Linked DNA regions of Homo sapiens: region 1 is linked to region 2. A link is a loop called in an ENCODE intact Hi-C map of the cell type or tissue named here. Cell type or tissue: adrenal gland. All regions are shown on one strand. Links, peaks and the distances in the headings refer to the core of each region. The heading gives the core; the rest is flanking DNA.

Region 1 (5,384 bases), core at 273-5,272, 55 kb after region 2:
AGCCACCATGCCTGACTGCTCTGCCATGTTTCTGACGGGAGGCTGGCTGTCCACTCCCTTTGGGAATGAGCCCAATGAGGGAGGGGAAGCGCATTGTCCCTTGTCCTGCACCTCCCCATTCCAAAAGAGAACGTCTTTAATTGTTAAAATGTTATTCCTTAAATTGGGCTGAAATGAGCTTTGTATGAGCTCTGTGGGAAATTAGGGTGTTTCCAAAAGTTTCAGTGGTTCTGTTATTGTAAGCGATAGAGACCCACTTAAGCTAACTCAAGCACAGGGTTTTCCATGAGGGTTTAAGAGGAATCCCTGTTCCTTCCCACGCTTGCTCCCACTCTCTCAGCGGGTCTGCTCTGTGCTTCTGTCCTGTTCTCTTTCTTGCAGACTTATTCCACCTTGTGCTCACTCCTGTCTCCTGTACTCCTCTATTCAGCCCCAGCACGACGGTTCCTTCCAGCTGCAGCCTCCACCACTGCGTGGCAACGTTCCTCTGGGTCTCTTAGTTCACATTCTTGCGATGAAATCTAATTAGCAAGTGTCTTAGCCCAGGTTCTCTAGAAAACAGAACTGGAGAAAAAGCTTACATGTTATTGGGAAGTGTAGTTTCAGGGAGGCAGGGGTGAGAGAAAGGGGGAGTGAGGCGGAAACAGGGGAGAGCAAATGCAGGAGAGTGTGTCGCTAAGCTGGCTGCAGCTGCCTAACAGCTGATTTCTCGGCGTTGCAGGACATCTTCAGAGAGGCCACGTGAAACTGCAGCATCTCTGGTCTGTCCAGGCTAATGATTCTCAGTCAGGGGTGATTTTGCTCCTCAGGGAACACTGAACAACATCTAGAGACATTTTTTGATGGCCATGTCCAGGAGGATGACAATGGCATTTGGTGATATTGTGGGCAGAGGCCAGAGATGCTACTAAACATCCTCCAAGGCACAGCATCTCCTGCTCTGAACAAAGAATCATCTGGTTCACGATGTCAGCAGTGCTGAGACTGAGAAGCACTGATCTAGGCTGGACTCTTAGGGGAGGAAGGGTAAGAATTTATCTGTGGGCTCCCATATCCTTTTGGTTAGAATTTGCTTCAAGGGATGCTAATTCCTCACATTTCTGGGTTGTTTGTAATGTGAGCTTCAATTGGGTCCCCTGGTGTCTCTTGTCTCTGCAGCAACAAGGACGTCCTGAGGTGGGAGGCAAGAGGCTTGGAGCAGGCATGGGGTGAGGTGGCGATGAGGGTTTTGAGCAAGTCCCCCAGGCTGCTGCAGGGGTAGAGTCCACAGCAACCTGACTCTGACTGTGACTTGACTGTAAGACCACAGGAATGGGACAAGCCACGGCTCCAGCCATTCCAGATAGAAATCAAATGTGCAGATCTGGGGTAGCTCATACACTGAGTGCTATATAGCCTCATCTTTTTGAGCCAAGGTCTCCAAGGCATGGTTTTCTGGCCCTCCTAGGGACTGTCTTCTATTGCGCCGGGTGCCCACCACAGGCCAGTTAGCCAGGGCTACATGTGGGCTAAGGTGGGGAGGGTCGTCGGGTAGAAAACATAGCTGCTTATTCAGCAGAAACTCTGAGTAGAAAAAATCTAATTAGAGTGAGAATGAGTGGGACTGGCAGTGATTAACATCTCAGACACACCGCACTTGGAAAATCTACCTGAAGTCCTTTGTGGAATGAGGTGGGTATGAGCAGTTGTGTGCTAGTAAATGTTAACAACTGGCTCTTTTGGAGGTAGGTCAGGAGATGCCTGGCTTTGTATGTTCATCACTTTTTGTGGTATAAATGCTCCTATTGTGGCCAATTTCAAGCTACCAATGGTTTAACAACCAGCTTGGAACTTTTCTGAAAATTCAACAATTGGCTCTTGAGAGCCAATATAAGCTGGCTGTATAGTAAGCCTGGTATAAGTAAATAAGTTAATTACAAATGAACAGCTTAGCATGATGGAAAAATAGTTGTGAAATATCGCAGACCTTTCTCTCCTCCAGCATGGCCTTCTCTCCAATTTTAAGCAGTCTGATCATTCTGTACTGATTCCTTCAGAGAAAAGGGGTATGTCAGAAAGGAAAGGGTTGTGAATTCTTTTCCTGAATTTTATGTTCTAAAATAACAGTATTAGACAGAACAAAAAGCTCCTTTGAACAGTCAGACAAAAATATTTAAGACCGGGAGACTGAGAAGAGTAACCACCATCTGGTCTCTGGAAGAGCAAAGATTCCAAACGCTAAGGGAAGAAAAGAACACAGGAGTGGAGGAGAAGCTGAGAGTATAGTTCCCTGTGTGTCCCGGGGGGAGCAATCTGGTCCCTACCTCCTGGGCAGAGCCCTGGGGAGGCAGCATGACCCCAAGAGAAGTTTGTGGGATCTGGGAACAGAGAGGACCTGTGCCCCACTCTCTGAGGGGGACCCCAGGGAAGCTTAGAGAAAGAAGTTATCGACAAGGTGGGACCATATGGTCTATCTGTAAAAATCCTGTTCCCTGTTGCGGTGCAGGAGCAGCTGAATGATTGCTGGGTTTTCAGACAAGCCGCAGAAATACAGGCCGGAGCTTGCAGACCTGAAAGAGCCAGATGAGAGACCTGCGAGGGGCAGAGAGGATGATGGGCATCTCAGAAGATGCTCGTGCGGATGGACGACATTGAACACCCAATTGACTTCGAGCTATATAGGAATGTGGCCACAACCCCAGGGAAAGGAGGGGGTCCCCTGAGATTGGTTTATGCACCGTAGCAGAAGCTTGAAATAAAGTTACAAAGAATTTTTTTGTTCACAGTGAAATTTGTGGACCATGATTGAAATTCAAGCCCTTTGCTTTAGACTAGGGATCAGTAAAGTTTTTCTGTAAAGGATCAGAGTAAATATTTTAGGCTTTGAGGGTCATATATGACCTTCTTCCTCTTTTTTTCCCCCTCTCCTTCCTCCTTCTCCTCCACCTTCTTCCTTTTGTTGCAACCATTTAAAAATGTAAAAACCATTCTTAGCTGGAAAAAGTCCCCTCAAAGTTTGTCCTCCTCCCGCTGCTCCCAGTCCACAGAGCTGCTGTCTGAATGAGGTTTTCCACCGGCAACACTACTAGATTTTAGAAAGCCAGGAAGATTCTCCTGCAACGAGATTCAGTTAGTACAAAATGTATTCGCTGACCAGGAGGATGACACTCTTCTCTGGCCACAGGCCACATGATGAAGCCTGCATCTGGCTGTGGAAGGAATCTTCAGCATGGCCGAAGTCTGCTGTTTCTTCCATCTTTGATCAAAACGGGGGCACATTTCCCTCACCCCCAGGGGACCAAATCCTCTCCCCAGGCGCACTTGCTCCACTCAATGCCTTCTCTCTCCCCGTCCCTGCCTTTGGAAGATCATCTTCCGGGACCCAGCAGCCCTGAGAATTCACGACAGGGTGTGGCTAGGGCTGGATGAAGGGTTACTTACAGTTTCTCATAAATGGACTTCTAGGCGGCTGGTTTCAGAAGCCCTCAGTGGGAAAAACCAGTCGGCCCAGTGATTTTTTATTCATTTTCCTTAGTTTCTGATTTAATTTTGAAAGACAACCCATGGACCCAGATGGAGAGATAGACCACACAGTGGAGGAGCTGTCTGGGTTGCCGCGTCATTGTCATGGTGATGTGAGCCACCGCTGTCTCCAGCACACCCTCAGAGCACTCCCTGGGAGAAGGTGCCAGAGCAGGATATAAAACCGACTTCTGAGAGGGAGGCGGGGCTGGCCAGGCTGCTCTGTAGTGCGGACTCAGAGGCAGGTCCAGTGACAGGCGGGTCTGTTCTGCACATGAACAACTGAGGAGCTGAGAACATCTGACCTGGACTGGGCCTCCTGAGTCTGTGGTAAGATTCTGGGGCTGAGGATGCCCAGATTGCTGCTTCTGAGGACTGGGCAGCTGCATCATGCTGCAGGCTGAGCCCTGACCCTGGCCTCAATGAGGACCTTGGTCCTGGCTATCTTTTAAAAAAATTTTTTTAAATTAATTATTATTATTATTATTATTATTATTATTATTTGAGAGATGGAGTCTCGCTCTGTCACCCAGGCTGGAGTGTAGCAGCGCGATCTTGGCTCACTGCAACCTCCACCTCCCAGGTTCAAGCCATTCTCCTGCCTCAGCCTCCTGAGTTAGCTGGGATTACAGGCACCTGCCACCATGCCTGGCTAATTTTTGTATTTTTAGTAGAGATGGGGGTTTCATCATTGCCCAGGGTAGTCTCGAACTCCCGACCTCAGGTGATCCACCTGCCTCAGCCTCCCAAAGTGCTGGGATTACAAGCCTGAGCCACTGCGCCTGGCCCGGTCCTGATTATCAGAGGAGCCCCAGTCTATCCAGACATCCCCGAGATATCCTCTGACCCCTAGTGACCCCTGCAGGTTAGGTCACAAACGTGTGAGAGCTCAGATGACTGTATGGGGCCAAGTTATCTGCTTTGAACAGAACTCAGAGCTGTTTCCTTCATTTTGAGAAAAGGGACAGGTTGGGAGCATTGTCTTTATATGCAAAAGACAATGTATTGGAAGGAAGCTAAGAATTTTCTTCTCAAATTGGGAGGACGGCAGTCCTGGCATCTTAATTTTATTTTTAGGATATTTTCTGCAAAAGAGGGGAGCGGGGAGTGAGGGGGAAAGCCCAATTCGTGCCCTCTTCAATTTTGAAACCATTAAACCTCAGGCAACTTGAGTGATAATCAGTCAATCCACAAGCAGCCTGTCAACTCATCAGTGCTTATGTACTTAACACCAGTGGGTTGGAGCGCGATTCCAGCTCTTCAGGAGGAACATGGATGGCCAAGTTGGGGCCCTGCTTTGGGGGAGTTTCAGTGAAGTTGGGCAGTGCAGTGCAGGATGTGGACATGCTTACAAAAGTCTGTAACCATAGGCTGGGCATTTCAGGGGGTGATCCAAGTGCTAGACTGGAATGGTCAGTGAAGGCTGCAGGGCGTGACTGCTGAGCTAACCTTGCCTCAGGTGGATAAACACATTGGACACTGGTAAGCCCTATTTGTCCACAGCTGCTGTGGATGCTCCGGGCTCGTGGACTCTGGAGCTTGCTAGCAAAGGCCTTGGGGACACTTACACCGAGCTGCTTGTCCTCACCACACTCTGGTGACCCAGCTTTCTAGCCCTCCCACCGCGAGCTGCCTTGCAAGGGTTCATGTGCCTTTGTAAATGCATCCTTTTTTGGAGTGAACCCCCAACCTCAGACTCCTGTGTTGATGATATCCTCCCCCCAAGGGATCTTTCTAAAATAGATTTGACCATGTCGTTCTACTGCTTAAAAGCCTTCAATGAATCCCAGTTGGGTTTAGTGTAAATCAGATCTCTTTATCTTTGTTCTTCCTGCCAAGCTGCCCTCCACCCCAGCATGGGCATGCACGCATACACACACACA
Region 2 (5,384 bases), core at 91-5,090:
CTGACAGGAGGTGGAGCTCAGGTGGCAACGTGCACTAGTCTGCTGCTCACCTCCAGCTGTGTGGACTGGTTTCTAACAGGCCATGGACAGGTACTGGTTTGCAGCCTGGGGGTCAGGGACCCCTGCTTTAAACACCAAAATATATGGCATTAATAATCAAACAGTGTGGTATTGGTGCAGGAAAAAAAAATAGATAAATGAACCAGAACAGGGAAACCAGCAAAAGATCATACATGGGAATTCAATATATGATAAAGGAGGCATTTGAAATTAGCAGGGGTAGGATGGATATGTCAATTTAGACTAGTGGTAGCTGAACATGACAGAAAACTCAGACCAATGGCTTAAATAAGAGGAAGCCTTATTATTGATCCTTCGCATAGAGGAGAGCTGGAGGCTACCAGCCCTTAACAAGTATGGCAGCTCCATGACCACTAGGAACCCAAGTTCCATCTATTGTCTGCCCCATCATCCTTAGTGCAGTGATTTCATTTTCAAGGTTGCTTATGATTGAAGATGCTTTTGGAGCTCTGGCCATCACATCTACATTCCATTCAGGAAGAAGAAATAAAGCAGAGAAAAGCAAAAGCGCATGATTCTTTGCCTTCTCAGCCTTTCTGGGAGTTCTACTTAATGACTTGTGCTTGTGTGATATTGGCTACCCCTATCTGCATTGGAAGCAAAAAAAATTTTTTTTAGCTGGGTACATTGCTACCCCAAATACTAAAGATATTCTACCAGGAAAGAAAAAAGGCAAATGGATTTTGGGCAGGCAACTAGCAGACTGTCCAGTCTGTGTGATGTGCAGCAGGTTCTTCCTCAGGTCGCCTGCTGCTCCTCATGAACGAGTGACCTGTCAATTTCAACTCAATTGCTCTTCCCCACGAATACCCAGTGAACTGTGGTAGAGAAAAAAAAACATAGATATACCCAAAATATTGTACCACAAAAGGGGAGAAAGGGAATCACATAGAAGTTACTATTATATAGTAATTATGACGTCTCTGGGCAGAAATGGTAAAGATTCCCTATTTTGAGAGTGAGGTAAATTTTTTGGTTACCCAGCCTGGCAGTGCCTGGCTCTATACTTTAGGAAAGGGTTGCCAGATTAGGCAAATAAAAATACGGTCACCTAGTTAAATGTGAATTTCAGATAAGTAACAAATAACTGCTTTAGTATAGGGTGTTCCAAATATTGTATTATACACTAAAAAATGTGTATATACATACATACATACATACATACATACATACATACATACATACATACAATTCTGGAAGCATAGTTACCAAACTAAGGTCAGTGATATATTTGGGGAAAGAACTTGAAATAAAAAGTGATGGTCAAGGGAAGTTTGCTTTACTTTATCTGTGATGCTCAAAATTTGTATTTGTACACTGACAATTATTCTTGTTTACTTGTATTAGGAAGACATAAAAAGAATGTAAGAGGTTAACCAAGGTCTTGGTGCTGAGGCTACAGACCAATGAATGACATTATGGTCACATGGCCTCTGGAGTCAGGGTCAGTAGACCTGGTCTTCTGGCCACCACTGAGCAGCCGCACCTGCTCTCTGAGACTCTCCTTTCACATTGACAAAAAAAGAGGTGGGTGATGATACCCACTGAAGAGTTGTTGAGAAGATCCACAATGTAAACGTAAGACAATTTATGGACAAATGCTTTGTAAATCCTGTTGGAGCATACAAATTATGATATATAATTTATGATGTCTATTCCTATTATGTTGTATAATTTATTATATAGTCATATTGGAATGTGCCACTACATAATTATATAGTAATGTGTAGCATTTTGGAATATTGAGTATCAAATGTAGGCATGAAAGCAGAAGTGCCCCATCTAGGGTAGAAGATAAAGAAACATTAACCAACTTAATTCATGTGAGAGTGCCAAGTAAGTGCTTGGTAATTAAAAGTCTACTCTCAAAGTGACAAACTTGAATTTCTTTTTTTTTTCCTAAAAGAAAAAAAAGGGATACAGGTGCAGAACGTGCAGGTTTGTTACATAGGTATACGTGTGCCCTGGTACACCTATTGATCCGTCCTCTAAGTTCCCTCCCCTCACTCCCCACCCCCCAACAGGCTGTGGTGTGTGATGTTCCCCTCCCTGTGTCCATGTGTTCTCAATGTTCAACTCCCACTTATGAGTGAGAACATATGGTGTTTGGTTTCCTGTTCCTGTGTTAGTTTGCTGAGGATAATGGCTTCCAGCTTCATCCATGTCCCTGTAAAGGATGTGATCTCATTGTTTTTTATGGCTGCATAGTATTCCGTGGTGTATATGTACCATATTTTCTTTATCCAGTGTATCATTGATGGGCTTTTGGGTTGGTTCCATGTCTTTGCTATTGTAAATAGTGCTGCAATACACATATGTGTGTATGTGTCTTTATAGTAGAATGATTTATATTCCTCTGGGTATATATCCAATAATGGGATTGCTGGGTCAAATGGTATTTCTGATTCTAGATCCTTGAGGAATCGCCATACTGCCTTCCACAATAGTTGAACTAATTTACATTCCCACCAACAGTGTAAAAGCATTCCTATTTCTCCATAGCCTCTCCAGCATCTATTGTTTCCTGACTTTAATAATCGCCATTCTGACTGGTGTGAGATGGTATCTCATTATGGTTTTGATTTGCATTTTTCTGATGATCAGTGATGTTGAGCTTTTTTCCATGCGTTTGTTGGCTGCGTAAATGTCTTCTTTTGAGAAGTGTCTGTTCATATCCTTTGCCCTCAAAGTAACAAAGTTGAGTTTCAAACACAGGTCCCCAAATTCTAAGTCCTGGACTCTTTCCATGGGCCCTCTTAAAAGTTTTACATAGTCCCATTGCTTTTTCATTCTAATTATTATTCATGCATGTGCACTGAGTTATTTCTTTAGCTTCTATTTTTCTTTATCACTGATGCCATTATTTAAGCACTGGAATTTCCCAGATTGCCAGTACATGGTCATTTATTTAGTGTGACACAAAGCTATTGATTAGTGAGATTGGACCTAGGACCAACCCAGGTCTCTGTAGTAAGAAGGGTAGAGTAGTTATTTTATGGAGTTGTCCCAGCATATGGGAAAAATGTAAACTTTTACGTTAAAAAGTTTAATACATTCTTTGCATTAATATTATTACTATGAAGTTGATATTTAAGAAATTATCTGGAAATAATATGGATTCTATGAGCTTTTAGGGTCTATCATGAAAGAAAGGTAGGGATCAAAGTCTGTGGTTGGTGGGTAGGCTGGAAACTGGTGCACGTGGTGAGTATAAGAGCAGGGAGCCTGGCAGAGCTTAAAATAGACTTACTAGCCAAATGTCAGCATGCATGAGCTAAGGCCTGTGCACAGAGAATTAAACCATGTGTCTGGTAACAAGGAACTTCTGTGCTGAAAATTTATTAATCAATATTTACTCAACTTTAAAAATTGCTATTGTCTCACTCTTAGTATTCACACCAGAGCAATACAGTAAATTAAATGCATCTTCAATTATTCAAAGCTGCTTCTGAAGAATTACTACACCTAAATATTGTGTTTTAATGAACCGTACTTAATTTTTGCACGGTCAAGTGACTGTCTGTGTTACATCTTCCTCCCAGGGGTCTGAGACAGTCTGTCTGGTGCTGCAGGAGACACATGGTTTCAAATGTCATCCTGAAACCCCCCATACGCCCATCCTTCTGCTTTCCTGCTAAGCCAGGCTGAGTAATATTCTTTTTATTTACTGCATAAGGTTCTAGAAGGTGAGCTGGAAAGGGGAGGAAGATGCTGCCATTAGTTACCAAATTGGCAGATCTTTACCTAGAAGAGATGAAATAAAAGTCTGGAAACGGTGACATCTAGTCTGTGCTCTCAGGCTGCAGAGAGGGGAAGAAACAACAGAATCATACCCTCTCCAGGAATTTAAGTCCCTAAACATGGACATCCAAGTCTAGGAATGGGAAGAAAGTTAGGAAGAAAAAAATGGCACAGTTCAAAGTCAGCACACTTTTTTTTTCTTTTCTTTCTTTTTTTTTTTTTTTTTTGAGACAGAGTCTTGCTCTTGTCGCCCAGGCTGGAGTGTAGTGGCATGATCCCCACTCACTGCAACCTCCGCCTCCCAGTTTTAAGCAATTCTCCTGCCTCAGCCTCCCAAGTAGCTGGGATTACAGGCACGTGCCACCATGCCTTGCTAATTTTTGTGTTTTTAGTAGAGACAGCGTTTTGCCACGTTGGCCAGGCTGGTCTCAAACTCCTGACTTTGTGATGTGCCCACTTCCCTCCTGTAGCTGGAATTATAGGCGTGAGCCACTGCACCTGGTCCAAAGTCAGCACACTTTCATTTCATTGCTTACTGCTCTGTCCCAAGTGCCAGGCAGATTCGTGTCACCCATGGCAGATTCATTCTGGATAGAAAGCAGCCCTTCCTCTACTCAGCCCACATTTTATATGGCCCAGATGCCCCCTCATGACTCAACGGAACTGACTCCTCTTCAGAGGCCAGACTGCAAAATGCACTGAGGACCCCTGAAGGCTCCTTCTTTTTTCCTCTCAGGGTTTCACACAGGTACAGAGGTTCTCCTGGGTAGGCCAGGGGAGAAGCCACAACTTTAGCTCAGAGTTAGGTTTTGGGTCCTTTTTGCCCACCTCTATTGGGGCCTAAGTATACAACTGTTATTAGCCAGGGTTACATTGAAGATATTTCACCTTTTTCTCCCATAACACTTATCATCCACCAATATACTATTTATCCAATATTTATTTATTTATTTATTTATTTTTGAGATGAAGTCGCACTCTGTTGCCCAGGCTGGGGTGCAGTGGTGCAATCTCAGCTCACTGCAACCTCTGCCTCCCAGGTTCAAGCAATTCTTCTGCCTCAGCCTCCCAAGTAGCTGGGATTACAGGCAGGTGCCACCATGCCTGGCTAATTTTGTATTTTTTAGAAGAGATGGGGTTTCACCATGTTGGCCAGGCTGGGTCTTGAACTTCTGACCTCAAGTAATCTGCCCACCTCGGCCTCCCAAAGTGCTGGGATTACAGGCGCGAGCTACCATGCCTGGCCTATCCAATTAATTTTATTTATTGTCTGTCTGTCCGCTACTAGAATCCAAGCTCCGCAGGGCCAGCTTCTTGATTGTTTTGTTCACTAATGAATTCCTCAGTACCTCCTACATAAACATCTGTTGAATAAATTGTATGAATTAATGAGTGGCTAACCATACCCGTGTATCACTGCGTATCCTCACGACTTGGACAGTCATCCTTCCTGACACCATTGCATTAGCTGGAATGGGTTAGGTCATGCTGCAGAAAAGTTAGCTCTGAAACCTCAGGGGTTTCATACAGCTAAGGTTTACTTTTCATTCATGGCTATGTGT

Evidence for each region. A loop is a pair of places that touch in the nucleus more often than their neighbours do. Peaks named below come from ENCODE experiments on the same cell type or tissue, not always from the same donor. Only the 100,000 strongest peaks of a DNase experiment are listed, where the experiment ranks them.
Region 1: a loop joins it to region 2, with 4 times the contacts of the local background. A loop is called at or near these places in 1 of 110 quality-filtered maps.

Annotation. Positions count from the first base shown.
Region 1 is chr17:5,797,158-5,802,541 of GRCh38, forward strand. All of the region lies in intron 1 of LOC339166 (a long non-coding RNA gene), which reads left to right. Among named protein-coding and RNA genes, the nearest start is that of NLRP1, 220 kb to the left of the region's middle. In adrenal gland, for the core only: no CTCF peak of the experiment used is centred there; a DNase peak (open chromatin) is centred at 3,314.
Region 2 is chr17:5,741,976-5,747,359 of GRCh38, forward strand. No RefSeq gene overlaps it. Among named protein-coding and RNA genes, the nearest start is that of NLRP1, 160 kb to the left of the region's middle. In adrenal gland, for the core only: no CTCF peak of the experiment used is centred there; no DNase peak of the experiment used is centred there.